Regions from separate parts of the Homo sapiens genome. Here region 1 is linked to region 2. A link is an interaction called in ENCODE POLR2A ChIA-PET data of the cell type or tissue named here. Cell type or tissue: OCI-LY7. All regions are shown on one strand. Links, peaks and the distances in the headings refer to the core of each region. The heading gives the core; the rest is flanking DNA.

Region 1 (7,823 bases), core at 1,524-6,523, 570 kb before region 2:
AGATGTTATTCCATTAATCAGATCATTTATACAACTGTGGCTGTGTAAGTGAAGATCTTATTTAGGGGTAAAGGGGCAAGATATCTGCAAATTATGCTTAAGAGGTTCAGAAAAAACAATCATATATTATATGTATATAGGTATGATTACATATAATCTATACGTATACATATAAAGAGACAGGGAGAGAGAATCACAAAGGAAATGTGACAAAATGTTAACAATTGTTGAGTCTGGGAGTTTTTACAATTTTTTGTGTTTTTTTTTTTTTTGAGACAGAGTTTCACTCTGTCGACCAGGCTGGAGTGCAGTGGTGCAATCTCGGCTCACTGCAACCTCCACCTCCTGGGCTCAAGAGACCCTCCCGCCTCAGCATCTCAAGTCTCTGGGACTACAGGTGTGCACCACCATGCCTAGTTAATTTTTTGTACTTTTTTGTAGAGATGGGGTTTTACCATGTTGGCCAGGCTGGTCTTGAACTCCTGGGCTCAAGTGATCTACCCACCTTGGCCCCCCAAAGTGCTGGGCTTAGAAGAGTGAGCCACCGCACCCAGCCAGGAGTTCTTTTTATTTTTATTTAATTTTAAAAATTAAATAAAATTTAATTTAATTAAGTTAAAGATAATTTAAGCCAGGCACGATTGCTCACACCTGTAATCCCAGCACTTTGGGAAGCCAAGGCAGGTGGATTGCTGGAGCCCAGAAGTTCGAGACTAGCTTGGGCCACATGGTGAAACTCCTTCTCTACAAAAAATATGCAAAAAATTGCTAGGCGCGGTGGCTCATGTCTGTAATCCCAGCACTTTGGGAGGCCGAAGCGGGAGGATCACGAGGTCAGGAGATTGAGACCATCCTGGCTAAAACGGTGAAACCCCGTCTCTACTAAAAATACAAAAAATTAGCCGGGCATGGTGGCGGATGCTTGTAGTCCCAGCTACTCAGGAGGCTGAGGCAGGAGAATGGAGTGAACACGGGAGGCAGAGCTTGCAGTCAGCCGAGATCACGCCACTGCACTCCAGCCTGGGCAACAGAGCGAGACTCCATCTCAAAAAAAAAAAAATATATATATATATATAAAATTAACCGGGTATGGTGGTGCATGCCTGGAGTTCCAGCCACTCAGGAGACTGAGGTGGGAGAAGCACCTGAACCCTGGAAGTTGAGGCTGCAAAGCCGAGATTGTGCCACTGCACCCCAGCCTGGGTGTCGGAGTGAGACTGTATCTCCATAAATAAATAAATAAAATTCATTTAATTTAAATTATTTAATTTTTGAAATATTATTTTTTTAGAACCAGGGTCTCGCTGTGTTGTGCAGGCTGGAATGCTGCGGCAGTCATAGCTCACTGCAGCCTTGAACTCCTAGGTCAAGCAGTCCTCCCACCTTAACCATCAAGTAGCTGGGACTACAGGCTCGTGCCATCACAGCCAGCTAATTTGCTTGCTTTGTTTTTTGTAAAGATGAGGTCTCGCTATGTTGCCCAGGCTGGTCTTGAACTCCTGGGCTCAAGCGATCCACCCACCCGGGCTTCCCAAAGTGCTGGGATTACAGGCGTGAGCCACCGCACCTGGCCTATAGAGGTTTTTGTATTATTCTTGCAACTTTTCTAAAAGCTCAATGTTGTTTCAAAATTAGACATTTTTTTAGAAACATGTAAATCACATAATACACATAAATTCATTAAATACATTAAAGAATGATAAAATCACATAAATACATTAAGAATGATAACAGTGAGGAGCACTATTTTTTAAAAGTGACTAATGACGTAAGAACTTAAAATGGAGTGGTTTGTCTTATCAGAAGGCCAAGGAGGGCTTCCTGGAGGCAACACATTTAAGCTAAGGTCTGAGTGGAAGTTGATCGGGGGAAAGAGCTGCCTTCCAGGGAGAGGACACAGCAGAGGCCATGCAGCAAGAAAGAACAGAGCACCTTGGAGGAACTGAAAAAAGAAATCAGAGCAGCTGGAGCCAAGAGCCACACAGCCCCTCCTTCCTCACGTGATGATGAGCCGGACAGAGGGCAAGGTGTCAGGAAAGGGCTTCTCTTCTGGCCCAGGATGGGGTCTGTTTTGTTTTTCCTCTGCCCTTTCGGGTTCAAGTTCTTCTGCAACTTCCTCTGGCTCCCCTCCAATCTCAAGTTCTTCAGACTCTGCTCAAATGCAGTTCCCCAGGTCAAGGTCCCAGAATCCCAGCAACATATGGCAACTGGACCTGCCGGCTTTCACAGCCCCCTCCCCTTTAGCTCCATCTCAGCCCCACATCCCTGGTCCCCATCCGTCAACCCCTTTACCTGCCATTAAAATGAAACAAAACAACAAAAAAAAACACATTGGGCTGTTGTTTCAACTTATTTCTTCAATTTGCTTCCTGAGCCTCAGGCAGCTGGCTCCATCTGTGGACGGCTCTGTGCAGTTTCCACGTGCTCTCCGTCTACCATCCATTTCCAGAGAGCTCACGTAGTGCTGCGTTTCAGATTTCCTCTGGGGCGTCAGCCAAGAGCAACGCTGGGTGATTTTGTAGCATGAACCTGCATCATCAACACATGGCATCCTTCACCGAGGTTAGCCAAGTATTCTTTTTTTTGTTTGTTTGTTTTAAGACAGAGTCTCACCTGTTGCCCAGGCTGGAGTGTAGTGGTGTGATCTCGGCTCACTGCAACCTCTGCCTCCTGGGTTCAAGCGATTCTCCTGCCTCAGCCTCCCTAGTAGCTGGGATTACAGGCACGCGCCACCACACCCTGCTAATTTTTGTATTTTTAGTAGAGACGAGGTTTTGCCATGTTGGCCAGGTTGGTCTTGAACTCCTGATCTCAAGTGATCCACCCGCCTCGGCCTCCCAAAGTGCTGGGATTGCAGGGCACGAGCCACCGCTCCCGGCCTATCCAAGCATTTTGCAGATGCAGTGTAACATTGAGCCAAATCCTAGTAACGCTTTCTAAACCCCAGGAAGTAAGCACTGTTTCACTAGGTATTCACTGAATCAGAGAACTCGACTCTTAAAGGAAATGATGAGGTCTTATGGTCTAATACCCTCACTTTACAGACAGCTCAGGTAAGTCAAGGAATTTGCCCAAGGTCACAGAGCAATTTCATGGAGGAGCTGGACCAATATATATATTTTTTTTTTTAAGAAAAAGTCTCACTTTGTTGCCCAGGCTGGAGTGCAGTGGCACGATCTCAGCTCAATGCAAACTCCACCTCCACGGCTCAAGCAATTCTCGTGCCTTGGTCCCCCAAGTAGCTGGGATTACAGTGCTTGCCAACATGCCTGGCTAATTTTTGTATTTTTAGTAGAGACCACACCTGGCTAATTTATTTTTTTTTTCTTTTGAAATGGAGTCTTGCTCTTGTCACCCAGGCTGGAGTACAGTGGCACGATCTCGGCTTACTGCAGCCTCCACCTCCCAGGTTCAAGCTATTCTCCTGCCTCAGCCTCCTGAGTAGCTGGGATTACAGGCGCACGCCACCACGCCCTGCTAATTTTTGTACTTGTAGTAGATACGGGGTTTCGCCATGTTGGCCAGGCTGGTCTCAAACTCTTGACCTCAGGTGATCCGCCTGCCTCGGCCTCCCAAAGTGCTGGGATTAAAGGCATGAGCCACCGGCTAATTTTTGTATTTTTAGTAGAGACGGGGTTTCACCAGTCTGAGTCTCAAACTTCTGACCTCAAGTGATCCACCTGCGTCGGCCCCCCAAAGTGCTGGGATTACAGATGTAAGCCACTGCACCTGGTCTAGAAATCTGATTTCTTGATGCCTAGTAGAAGGTCAGTGTCCACAATAACCAGTTAATAATCAATGGACATGACCTCTCAGGAAGCTGGGATTCTGAATAGCAGCAACTGAAGAGCCTTTATCTAAGAAGTGAGCAGTTTGCACAGCCTTGTGGGAAATAAACCCCATGCCTCTATCTCATTGCATTTAGCAATACTGTATTTGTTGTGTTATTTTTATCCATTTGGTTTCACTCTAGCCCGGGTTCCTATTTCTCATTTATGACTAAAGACCCTCGCATGAGGAAAGGGGAAGTCAGAAAGAAAGAAGAGTCTTGTCTTTTGTACTCTGTAAACCTTTCCAGTCTTTTTTTTCTTCCTTTATAACATTTCCTTTCCAGAGCCAGACAAGCTTCTCAAATCTCCTGCATTTCCAACCCCCTGTTCGCCTTGGCTGTAATTATCTTGGGAAAATTTAAATTCCTTATCATGGCTTTGTGACAGTGCTGGCTCAAGATATACAAGCCCACTTCCATTCTGAGGTCTTGTCAGATTGTCCTCGATAGGTTTCCTTAATAGGAATTATTGTTAGATTTTTTTTTTAAAGTGTGATAATGGGATTGTGACTATGTCTAAAAAAGAGCCTTATCTTTCTGAGATACATACTGAAATATTTATCGATGAAATAATATGAAGTCTGTGGTTTTCTTCAATATATTCTAGTGGGAGAAGGAATGAAAAATAGGCTCACTTAATATGCTGGTCTCCCCTGCCTCTGTCCTGCAAGTTATTCTTTTTTTGTTTTTTTAGATGGAGTATCGCTCTGTCCCCCAGGCTGGAGTGCAATGACATGATCTCAGCTCACTGCAACCTGCCTCCCGGATTCAGGTGATTCTCCGGCCTCAGCCTCCCGAGTACCTGGGATTATAGGTGCCTGCCACCACACCCGGGTAATTTTTGTATTTTTAGTAGAGATGGGGTTTCACTACTTTGGCCAGGCTGGTCTCAAACTCCTGACCTCAGGAGATCCACCTGTCTCAGCCTCCCAAAGTGCTGGGATTGCAGGCGTGAGCCACCGCGCCTGGCCTCCTGCAAGTTCTTTTTGCTGCATCTTCCTCACCTCCACCCATTCACCCCCAATCTTTGAATCTGTTTATTTTGTGTCTGGGGACAGGATTTGCCTTTGGGAGACTCAGCCAAGAGAGTATGGGCACTGGAGCCAAAGAGACTTAGGTTCAAAACTCCAGCCTTACCCTGCTAAGCATAGTGGCCATGGACAAGTTATTTAATTGTCTGAGTCCCAGTTTCCCCATCTGCAAAGTGGAGATAATAAATTAAAAAACAACCAAACAGCTACTTTTCTAGTGTGTTCTTCTTGCCTCTTTCCTTCTCCTTTCCCTCCCCTCCCCTCCCCTCCTCTCCCCTCCCCTCCCCTTCTCTTCGCTTCTGCTTTTGACATGGGGAGTGGGTGTCTTGCTTTGTTGCCCAGGTTGGTCTCAAACTCCTGGCCTCAAGCAATCCCACCTTGGCCACCCAAAGTGCTGGGCTTACAGGTGTGGCCCAGCACACCTGGCCTCTTTTTCTAATTCTGCCTCCACGTGCCCTGAAGATTCGTAAGCAGTCTACAGTCTTCTAATACCTCTTTGCTCTTCAAAGTCTCAGCCAGACGTGGTGGCTTATGCCTGTAATCCCAGCATTCTGGGAGGCCGAGGCTGGCAGATCACCTGAGGTTGGGAGTTTGAGACCAGTCTGACCAACATGGAGAAACCCTGTCTCTACTAAAAATACAAAATTAGCCAGGTATGGTGGCGCATGCCTGTAATCCCAGCTACTTGGGAGGCTGAGGCAGGAGAATCGCTTGATCCCAGGAGGCAGAGGTTGCGGTGAGCCAAGATTGCACCATTGCACTTCAGCCTGGGCAACAAGAGCAAAACTCCCTCTCAAAAAAAAAAAAAAAAAAAAAAAAAAAAAAGCTCTCCCCTCAACTTCAACCACCTTCTCCAAGCTTCGGACAAGATCCAATACCTGTTACCCACATCCTCCTGGAGGTCACATGAGTGAAAAACTCAACTCATGCAAATTGGCTCTATTGTTCCTCCCCTCAACCCACTGCCCTGGTGCATCCTGATCAGCCCTTGAGGCCCCCCAGCCCATTCTCAACAACCTCTCCTTCACCTTCCTCATCCATCTACTGCAGGCCTGCGCCCCATTTTTCAGAGCCCTCTCAAATCCAGCGCCCCCACTCCCATGCTCCTTGCCCACCGCCCCCCCAAACCCCCAGCTCAGGCCTCCAGGATGGCTGGCCTGGACAGCTGTGAAAGCTTCCTCACTGGGCTTCTTCTCTCTAGCCTCTCGGGTCTCTGTTCCTCCCACCAGGCTGCTGGCAACATTTTCCTTCCAAAACCACCACTCCAGGGCTTGAAAGCCTCCAATGGACTCTCTCCATTGAGAACAAGACAGGTCCAAATTCCTTAGCATGGCATTTAACACCCTGCACAGCTTGGCCCTAATGCATTGTTCCAGATTCATCCACATTTCTTGCCGCTGAAGCCACAGGCCCGAGTTTCCCAGTCTGTGGGACCTCGCACCTGTACCAGAATCACTTGAGGCCCTAGTTAAAAATTCAGAACCCTGGGCCCTACCCTGGACAACTGAATCTGGGGTCCAGGTCCGAAGCCCAGAAAGATGTGAGGACCCTCACTCCAGCCACACCAAATAATTTGTTGTTCACTAACCAGGCCTCCAAGCCTTTGCTCAGGCTGGATTAATTTTTCCTCTTTCTTCAAGATCCAGCTTAAAAGTCACATCCTGGCCGGGCACAGTGACTCACGTCTATAATCCCGGCACTTTGGGTGGCTGAGGCAGGTGGATTGCTTGACCCCACAGGTTCTAGACCAGCCTGGGCAACATGGAGGAACCCCGTTTCTGCAAAAAATACAAAAGTAGCCTGGCATGGTGGCACGTGCCTGTAGCCCCAGCTACTCAGGAGGCTGAGGTGGGGGAATCACCCAAGCCCAGGAGGCAGAGGTTGCAGTGAGCCCAGATCATGCCACTGCACTCCAGCCTGGGTGACAGAGTGAGACCTTGTTTCCAAAAAAAAGGAGCCAGACGAGGTGGCTCACACCTGTAATCCCAACACTTTGGGAGGCTGAGGGGGGTGGATTATTTGAGGTCAGGCATTCAAGACCAGCCTGGCCAACATGGTGAAACCCCATCTCTGCTAAAAATACAAAAATTAGCCGGGCGGTAGTGACGCGCACCTGTAATCCACTACTCCGGAGGCTGAGGCAGGAGAATCGCTTGAGCCCGGGAGGCGGAGCTTGCAGTGAGCCAAGATCGTGCCACTGCACTCCAGTCTGTGCGACAGAGTGAGAGCTTGTGCCCCCCTCCCAAAAAAAAGTTACATCCTAGGCAAAGCCTTTCCTGCTCCTTAGCAGGGTGAAGGCCACACCCACTCTGCTCCCACAGCTCCTTGTATGCACCTCGATTATAGACTGTGTATATCACACTGTGTAATTATCTGTTTGCCCACTTGTCTAGCTAGGATGAAAATTGCACCAAAGCAAGTCCACAGAATGCCTGGAGCCCCCAACTCGGTGAATGGCACATAGCGGCACTTGATAAATATCAGTTCATTTGAATTGTGCTTTACACTTCCTTGGCTCCTGGACACCAAACACAGCACTTAGCACCTGATGGGTATTATTACATCGATATCTGATGGATAAATTATCAAAGGATGGAAGGAGGCAGGAATAAAAGACAAAATATGCCAATAAATTAATGATGACTTTTCATCATCAATTAATATCCTGGAATGTTTGTGCATGCCTGGGACCATCTCTCACCTGAAGGACGTGGCAATTGGGTCAGAGATCAGATGGATCCTGGGACTTCTGGCTCCAAGTTCACGGGTGAAATCAGCAGACCAAAGTTCTGATGTTAATCAGAAATGTCACTATCACCATGACAAGTGCAAATGTAAAGTGCAGTGCCATCTTCCATTGCAGTGTCCTCACTTGTCACCTTTATCACTCCACCTCGCAGGACCCACATGGACCCTGCTGATACCAATCCATGGGAAATCAAGCTGGCAGAAATTAGCCCTGG
Region 2 (7,823 bases), core at 1,255-6,254:
TATTTGATATAATTTACCAAGAAGGAAAACATTAGAGAGAGGGTGACAGTAAAATTCAAGGTGAGGAACTCCAGAAATAGTATATGTATACATGTATACTCCTGCCCCAAAGTGTAGAAGTATTAATTTTCATCAAATTCAGCACCTCCTCCGAAGTAAGAAAATTAGAATATAGTGGGGTGCGGTGGCTAACGCCTGTAATCCCAGCACTTTGGGAGGCTGAGGTCAGGAGTTCACGAGGTCAGGAGTTCAAGACCAGCCTGGCCAACATAGTGAAACCCCATCTCTACTAAAAATACAAAAATTAGCCAGGCATGGTGGTTTGCGTCTGTAATCCGAGCTACTCAGGAGGCTGAGGCAGGAGAATTGCTTGAATCCAGAAGGCGGAGGCTGCAGTGAGCTGAGATCCTGCCACTGCACTCCAGCCTGGGCAACAGAGTGAGACTCCATCTCAAAGAAAAAAAGGAAAAAAAGAGAAAAAATTAGAATATAAAAGATTACATACTTGTTGCAAAATAAATGAGAAAACACCAAAAAGTAAATAAATAAAAATCACCTGCTATTTCACTAGTGTTAATATTTTGGCATATGTCATTTGAGATTTTTTTTCCATACATATATATAATTGTAGATATGAAATTGAGTTTTAGAAATATAATTATGAGTCACTTTTTAATATTAAGGCTTAAAAATAGTCTGGCAAAAATTCTTGATACTTTGGGTAAAGCTTTAAAATAGTAACATGTTCCGGCCTTGTGAAATAGAACTTTTAGTTCTGTTCTGATACAAACAGAAAGGCTGGGTGCTATGGCTCATGCCTGTAATCCCAGAGCTTTGGGAGGCTAATGCAGGAGAATTGTGTGAGCCCAGGAGTTTGAGAACAGCCTGAGCAACATAGGGAGACCCCCTTCTCTACAAAAAATTAAAAAATAAAAAATTAGCTGGGCACGATGGCATGCGCCTGTAGTCCCAGCACTTTGGGAGGCTGAGGCAAGCGGATTGCTTGAGCCCAGGAGTTTGAGACCAGCCTAGGCAACATAGTGAGACCCCAGTCTTTCTCTCTATATATTACACACACACACACATATAGATAGATAGATAGATAGATAGATAGATAGATAGATAGGATATTACATATATATATATTTAGAGACGAGGGTCTCACTATGTTGAGTATATATGTATATATATATGTGTGTGTGGGTATATATATCCACACACATACATGTAAACTATATAGATATATTACAGATAACTATAGCATCTGTCCCAACACTCTCTAATATACATGTATATGATATACATATATACACGTGTAGTATACATATATGTATATTAGAGACAGCATTGAGACAGATGCTGTAATTTATATGTGTATATGATATATTGCTTTAGATAAATAACACTTATTTTGTGTATAATCAGAAACAAATTTAGAAAACTTAGAAAAGCATAAAAATAAAGATTGCTTATAATTCTGCGGGTAGATCACCTGAGATCAGGAGTTCGAGACCAGCCTGGCCAACATGGTGAAACCCTGTCTCTACTAAAAATACAAAAATTAGGCCAGGTCTGGTGGCTCACAACTGTAATCCCAGCACTTTGGGAGGCTGAGGTGGGCAGATGACCTGAGGTCGGGAGTTCAAGACCAGCCTGACCAGCATGGAGAAACCCCGTCTCTATTGAAAATACAAAACTAGCCAGGCATGTGCATGCCTGTAATCCCGGCTACTTGAGAGGCTGAGGCAGGATGATTGCTTGAACCTGAGAGGTGGAGGTTGAGGTGAGCCGAGATCGCACCATTGCACTCCAGCCTGGTCAACAAGAGCGAAACTCCATCTCAAAAAAAAAAAAAAATTAGCTGGGCATGGTGGCAGGTGCCTGTAATCCCAGCTGTTTGGGAGGCTGAGACAGGAGAATGGCTTGAACCCGGGAGGCAGAGTGTGCAGTGAGCTGAGATTGAGCCTTTGCACTGCAGCCTGGGTGACAGGAGTGAAACTCTGTCTCAAAAACAAACAAACAAAAATCTTGTATAACAAAAACTATACCCAGGCCTCATACAGTAGCCTGCTTATTGGAAACAATAACAGTTCATACTAATAAAAATATTGGGGCCGGGCGCGGTCGCTCACGCCTGTAATCCCAGCACTTTGGGAGGCCGAGGTGGGCGGATCATGAGGTCAGGAGATCGAGACCATCCTGGCTAACACGGTGAAACCCCATCTCTACTAAAAATACAAAAAAATTAGCCGGCATAGTGGCGGGCACCTGTGGTCCCTGCTACTTGGGAGGCTGAGGCAGGAGAATGGCGTGAACCCAGGAGGCGGAGCTTGCAGTGAACCAAGATCACGCCACTGCACTCCAGCCTGGGCCACAGAGCAAGACTCCGTCTCAAAAAAAAAAGTTGACATTTCCCAGAGTATGTTGTCATGCAAATATAACTAAACTAGTTCAGACTAGCCAGAAAGAGGAAGAAATAGTAACAGGCATGAAATGATCATGATTTAGTGATTTAGCATGATTTAGTTAAGTTTAGAAATATGGGACAAGTCAGATCGTGTCATTCCAGTGACAACACATTTATTGAAGTCAGAGGGCTCAAGAAAAAAGTGAAAGTTGGTTATTAAATAATGGTAATATCTTAAACTCTTACATTCTTAAAAGGCTTTTTTTTTTTTTTTTTTAAAGATGCAGGGTCTCAGCTGGGCACAGTGGCTCACGCCTGTAATCCCAGCACTTTAGGAGGCCGAGGCAGGTGGATCACCTGAGGTCAGGAGTTCGAAACCAGCCTGGCCAACATGGAGTAACCCTGTCTCTATTAAAAAATACAAAATTAGCCAGGCATGGTGGCGCATGCCTGTAATCCCAGCTCCTCAGTAGGCTGAGGCAGGAAAATTGCTTGAACCCAGGAGGCGGAGGTTGTGGTGGGCTGAGATCGCACCATTGCACTCCAGCCTGGGCAAAAAGAGCAAAACGCCATCTCAAAAAAAAAAAAAAAAAAAAGATACAGGGTCTTACTTTGTCACCCAGGCTGGGGTGCAGTGACGTGATTATAGCTCACAGTAACCTCGAACTCCTGGGCTGAAGCAATCTTCCCGCTTCAGCCTCCTGAGTAGCTGGGACTACAGGCACATGCCACCGTGCCTGGCTAATTAGAAAATATATATATTTTTTGTAGAGATGGGGTCTTGCTCTGTTGCTCAGACTGGTCTTGAACTCCTGGCCTCAAGTGATACTCTCACCTTGGCTTCCCAGAATGCTAGGATTACAGACCTGAGCCATCCTGCCTGACCTTAAAAAGACCTTGTGTTTAAGACTACAGCTTTCATTAGGTGGGAGAGACAGTCCAGAATAGAGAAGTATGTCAAGGACCTTTATGATTTCATGTTGTTTTATAAACATGGAGAATAAAGGGATTATGTTCAAGAAGTGCATAGCCTTGGAGGTAATAAATAATCAGTAAGTACTGGGAGAGCCGGGGAATGGTGGCTCATGCCTATATTCCCAGCACTTTGGGAGGCTGTGGCAGGAAGATCACTTGAGCCCAGGAGTTTGAGATCAGCTTGGGCAATATAGGGAGACCCCATCTCTGCAAAAAATTTAAAAATTAGCTGGGTATGATGGCAAGCATGTGTGCTCCAAGCTACTTGGGGGGCTGAGGTAGGAGGATCATTTGAGCCCAGGAGTTCAAGATTACAGTGAGCTATGATCACACCACTGGACTCCAGCCTAGGAGACAATGACGAGACCCTGTCTCAAAAAAAAAGAAGAAAGAAAAGGAAAAGCAAAGAAACTGCTGGGAGAGATGGGAGAGATCTATGACCAGAGCCTATCAGATGCTCCCTTAGACTGTGCTCTTTGAGCACAGGCTCATTGTGTAGTCACACTCTAGAATGCTGGGGTGGGAGATGAGATAACTGGATAGAGAGCCTGTAAAACAGATGATAATTGACTAAGACAAAAAGGTAGCAACAGCACGTTACTCCCTGCAGTGGCCTGACAACTGAATCAGCTCCTTAGCCAGGGTCTCTGCACATTCATCTTCAGATGGAGTTTTTTTCAAGCTGTTCATTCACAAGGTCACGAAAAATATGCATGCCAATCACCATGGAGGTGAGTGCTTCCTTTCTTTTTGTTTTTTATTCTGCTAAGCATATTTACATTCACATACTTTGAAAATGAAGAACTTTGAGACATTGACAACTAGGGGCTGCTCCAAATAGGGCAATGATCAGGGCCTAGGACTCTTGGATACTTTTGTTGTTACATGACTTGAGGGCATATTATGGCATGGTAGGGGCTGAGATATCCCTAAAAAGTTGAAATTTTGTAAGGAGCCAATTTTACTTTTGAATATCATCCAGATTATGAAATGGCAACAAAGTAGTAACTTTGCCCTATTCCTTCATCTACTTTTTTTTTTTTTTTTTTTTTGAGACTGATTGTCACTCTGTCACCCAGGCTGGAGTGCAGCGGTGTGATCTTGGCTCACTGAAACCTCCGCCTCCTGGGTTCAAGCAATTCTCCTCCCTCCTGAGTAGCTGGGATTACAGGCGCTTGCCTCCGCGCCTGGCTAATTTTTGTATTTTTAGTAGAGACGGGTTTCACCATGTTGGTCAGGCTGGTCTTGAATTCCTGACCTCGTGATCCGCCTGCCTCAGCCTCCTAAAGTGCTGGGATTTTACAAATGTGAGCCACCGTGCCCGGCCTCCCTCATCTACTTTTAAAGTATTGTCTTTTACCCCCACCTGTTATATCTCCCTTTTTACCATCCTTCTCCTGACCTTCCCTGGCAGCTCACTGTCTCATCCCCATCCACCTCCTGTGTGTACCCACACACACACACACACACACCCTACCACCACCACCACCACCACCAGTTACCATCAGTTACCGGGCCTTGGCAAGGTCCTGCTATGCGTAGAGCCAGAGTATAAACTGGTGTTTCCCTCAGTTCTCAGCAGTGGCCAAACTGGAATCTTTAAGCAGGACCCTACTGAAGGTTTGAGTTTGACAGAAGACAGGTTCCAGCAACCAGATTGTCAAGGTGACAAGTTGTCGGACGCTCTCTTTAACTTGGATTTGCCTGTAGTGTCACTCCATATGGCAGACACTTTCTCCTTCTCTCCCTTTTTCTTGCTGCCTCCCCCCGCTTTATTCTTTATATCTCTCAAGAAACAAAACATGAGAGATATTGAAACCTCCTTTAGTTCTCTTTAATAATTTATCCATTCCCAGAAGGAAACAAAGTTCTAAAGTTAGTGTACCTTGTTTCTCCTCCAAGTTTTTATACTTTAGTTATAGGCTGGCTGTGCTGGCTCATGCCTGTAGTAGCGCTTTGGGTGGCTGATTTGGGACAATCACTTGAGGCCAGGAATTCAAGACCAGCCTGGGCAAATATGGAGACCCCGTCTCTCCAAGAAATCTAAAAAATAAAAATTAGCCAGGTGTAGCAGTATGCGCCTGTAGTCCTAGCTACTTGGGAGGCTGAGGTGAGAGGATTGCTTGAGCCCAGGAGTTCTATGCTGCAGTGAGCTATGATCACATCACTGCACTCTAGCCTGGGCACTAGAATGAGATCCTGTCTCTAAATATATATGTGTACGTATATGTATGTATACATATATATAAATAAACAGAATCTATAGTGTTGCTTTTTAAAATATTGGCATAAGTGGTATATTTTTAATATATATCCTTTTGCATCTTGCTCTTTTACATTTTTTTGAAGATTTTCTGTGTGTATTAATGCTAATAATTCTAGTTCATTTTTATCTGTATGTCATTATATGAATAAATCGTAATTCATTTATTAATTTCCCCATTGATGAATATTTGGGCTGTTTCCAGTTTTTTTGACATTATAGAGAAGGTTGTGATGTTTACACCCTTGACCAACACAGGTTTGAACTGTATAGGTTCACTTATACATGGCTTTTTTTTCAATACATAAATTGGATTTTTTTTTTTTTAAGAAAGGGTCTTGCTCTGTCACCCAGGCTGGAGTGCAGTGGCAAGAACATGGCTTACTGTAGCTCAAGTGATTTTCCTACCTCAGCCTCCAAGTAACTGGGACCACAGGCATGCACCACCAGGCCTGGCTATTTTTTAAAAATTTTTTGTAGAGACAGGGTCTCACCATGTTGCCCAGGCTGGTCTCAAACTCCTGGGCTCGAGCAGTCCTCCTACCCCAGCCTCCCAAAGTGCTGGGATTACAGGCATGAGCCACCACACACAGTCAGAAAGCTTCCGGAGATTTGTAGCAATATGAAAAAACCCACAGCGGGGCAGGATGGCTCATGCCTATAATCCCAGCACTTTGGGAGGCCAAGGCAGCCAGGTCACCTGAGTTCAGGAGTTTGAGACCAGCCTGGCCAACATGTTGAAATGGTATCTCTACTAAAAATACAAAAAATCAGCCAGGTGTGGTGGCGTGTGCCTGTAGTCCCAGCTACTCAGGAGGCCAAGGCAGGAAAATCACTTGAACCCAGGAAGTGGAAGTTGCAGTGAGCTGAGATCGGGCCACTGCATTCCAGCCTGGGTGACAGAGCAAGACTCTGTCTCAAAAAAAAAAAAAAAAAAAAGAAAAAAGAAAAAAACTCGCAAATTATGTAACCTAGAACTATTGGAAACATTCGGAAAAAGGTATGTCATGATTGTATAAACTATATGTAGACATTAGTCTATTTTATCATTTACTAACATAAAATATACACAAATCTATTACAAAAAGTTAAAATTTATGCACACACTTATAGATCATACATGGCACCATTCATGGTTGAGAGAAATGTAAACAAATGTAAAGATGCAGTATTAAATCTTTTTTTTTTTTTTTTGAGACAGAGTTTTGCTTTTGTTGCCCAGGCTGGAGTGCGATGGCACGGTCTTGGCCCACTGCAACCTCCGCCTCCCGGGTGCAAGCGATTCTTCTGCCTCAACCTCCCAAGTAGCTGGGATTATAGGCACCCGCCACCACGCCTGGCTAATTTTTGTATTTTTTAGTAGAGATGGGGTTTCGCCATACTGGCCAGGCTGGTCTCAAACTCCTGACCTCAGGTGATCCACCAGCCTCAGCCTCCCAAAGTGCTGGGATTACAGGTGTGAGCCACTGCGCCCGGCCCTGAACAGATTTTAATGCAGACAAAAGTGCCCTATTCTTGGGGGGGAAAAAACCTGCCACAAAGGACATATTAGTAAGGAAGAGAAATGAGCACCAGAATTTAAGGCATGAAGGGATGGGCTAACTCTGTTTTGTGTAAATGCGGCCAGGTTTATGATCAGGACTGCCCTATCTTTAAACTTGCAAACCCCTAAGCTTTGAAGGGAAACAAAAAACACCAGCTGCCAGTGTTTTGATTGTACAGCAAGAAGGCCTAGATAATGAGAACACTTTTTCTGGATTGGTTCCATCTACGCTTTGTCTCTGAAGTCACAAAATACCTTGCCAGTGAGAGGCTGCCTTTCAAAGTTCTTTTGATATGGACAATGCCCCTGGCCACCCAGAACCCCAGAACTTCAGTATTGAGTTAAATACTGAAGGTGTCTAAGTGTTCTACTTGCCCTCAAACACAGTATTTCTGATTCTGCCTCTAGATCAGGGGGTCATAAGGACCTTTAAGTTTCATTATACATGGTACTTTATGGAACAGATTGTCAATGCTGTGGAAGAGAATCCCAATAGATGGAACATCATAAAAGTCCGGAAGGATTACATCATTGAAGATGCCATTGTTGTTATAGAAAAGGCCAGAGGCGGCCGGGCGTGGTGGCTCACGCCTGTAATCCCAGCACTTTGGAAGGCCGAGGTGGGCGGATCACGA

Evidence for each region. ChIA-PET counts read pairs that join two places held together with the same protein. Peaks named below come from ENCODE experiments on the same cell type or tissue, not always from the same donor. Only the 100,000 strongest peaks of a DNase experiment are listed, where the experiment ranks them.
Region 1: POLR2A ChIA-PET joins it to region 2 with 5 read pairs; 2 of 35 experiments call an interaction of 5 or more read pairs at or near these places.

Annotation. Positions count from the first base shown.
Region 1 is chr20:37,271,388-37,279,210 of GRCh38, reverse strand. No RefSeq gene overlaps it. Among named protein-coding and RNA genes, the nearest start is that of GHRH, 13 kb to the right of the region's middle. RefSeq lists a silencer at 1,798-1,847. In OCI-LY7, for the core only: a CTCF peak has its summit at 2,405; DNase peaks (open chromatin) are centred at 1,990 and 3,970; H3K4me3 peaks cover 701 bases; H3K27ac peaks cover 1,260 bases.
Region 2 is chr20:36,696,725-36,704,547 of GRCh38, reverse strand. All of the region lies in intron 3 of NDRG3 (NDRG family member 3), which reads left to right. Among named protein-coding and RNA genes, the nearest start is that of NDRG3, 45 kb to the left of the region's middle. RefSeq lists an enhancer at 7,534-7,823. In OCI-LY7, for the core only: no CTCF peak of the experiment used is centred there; no DNase peak of the experiment used is centred there.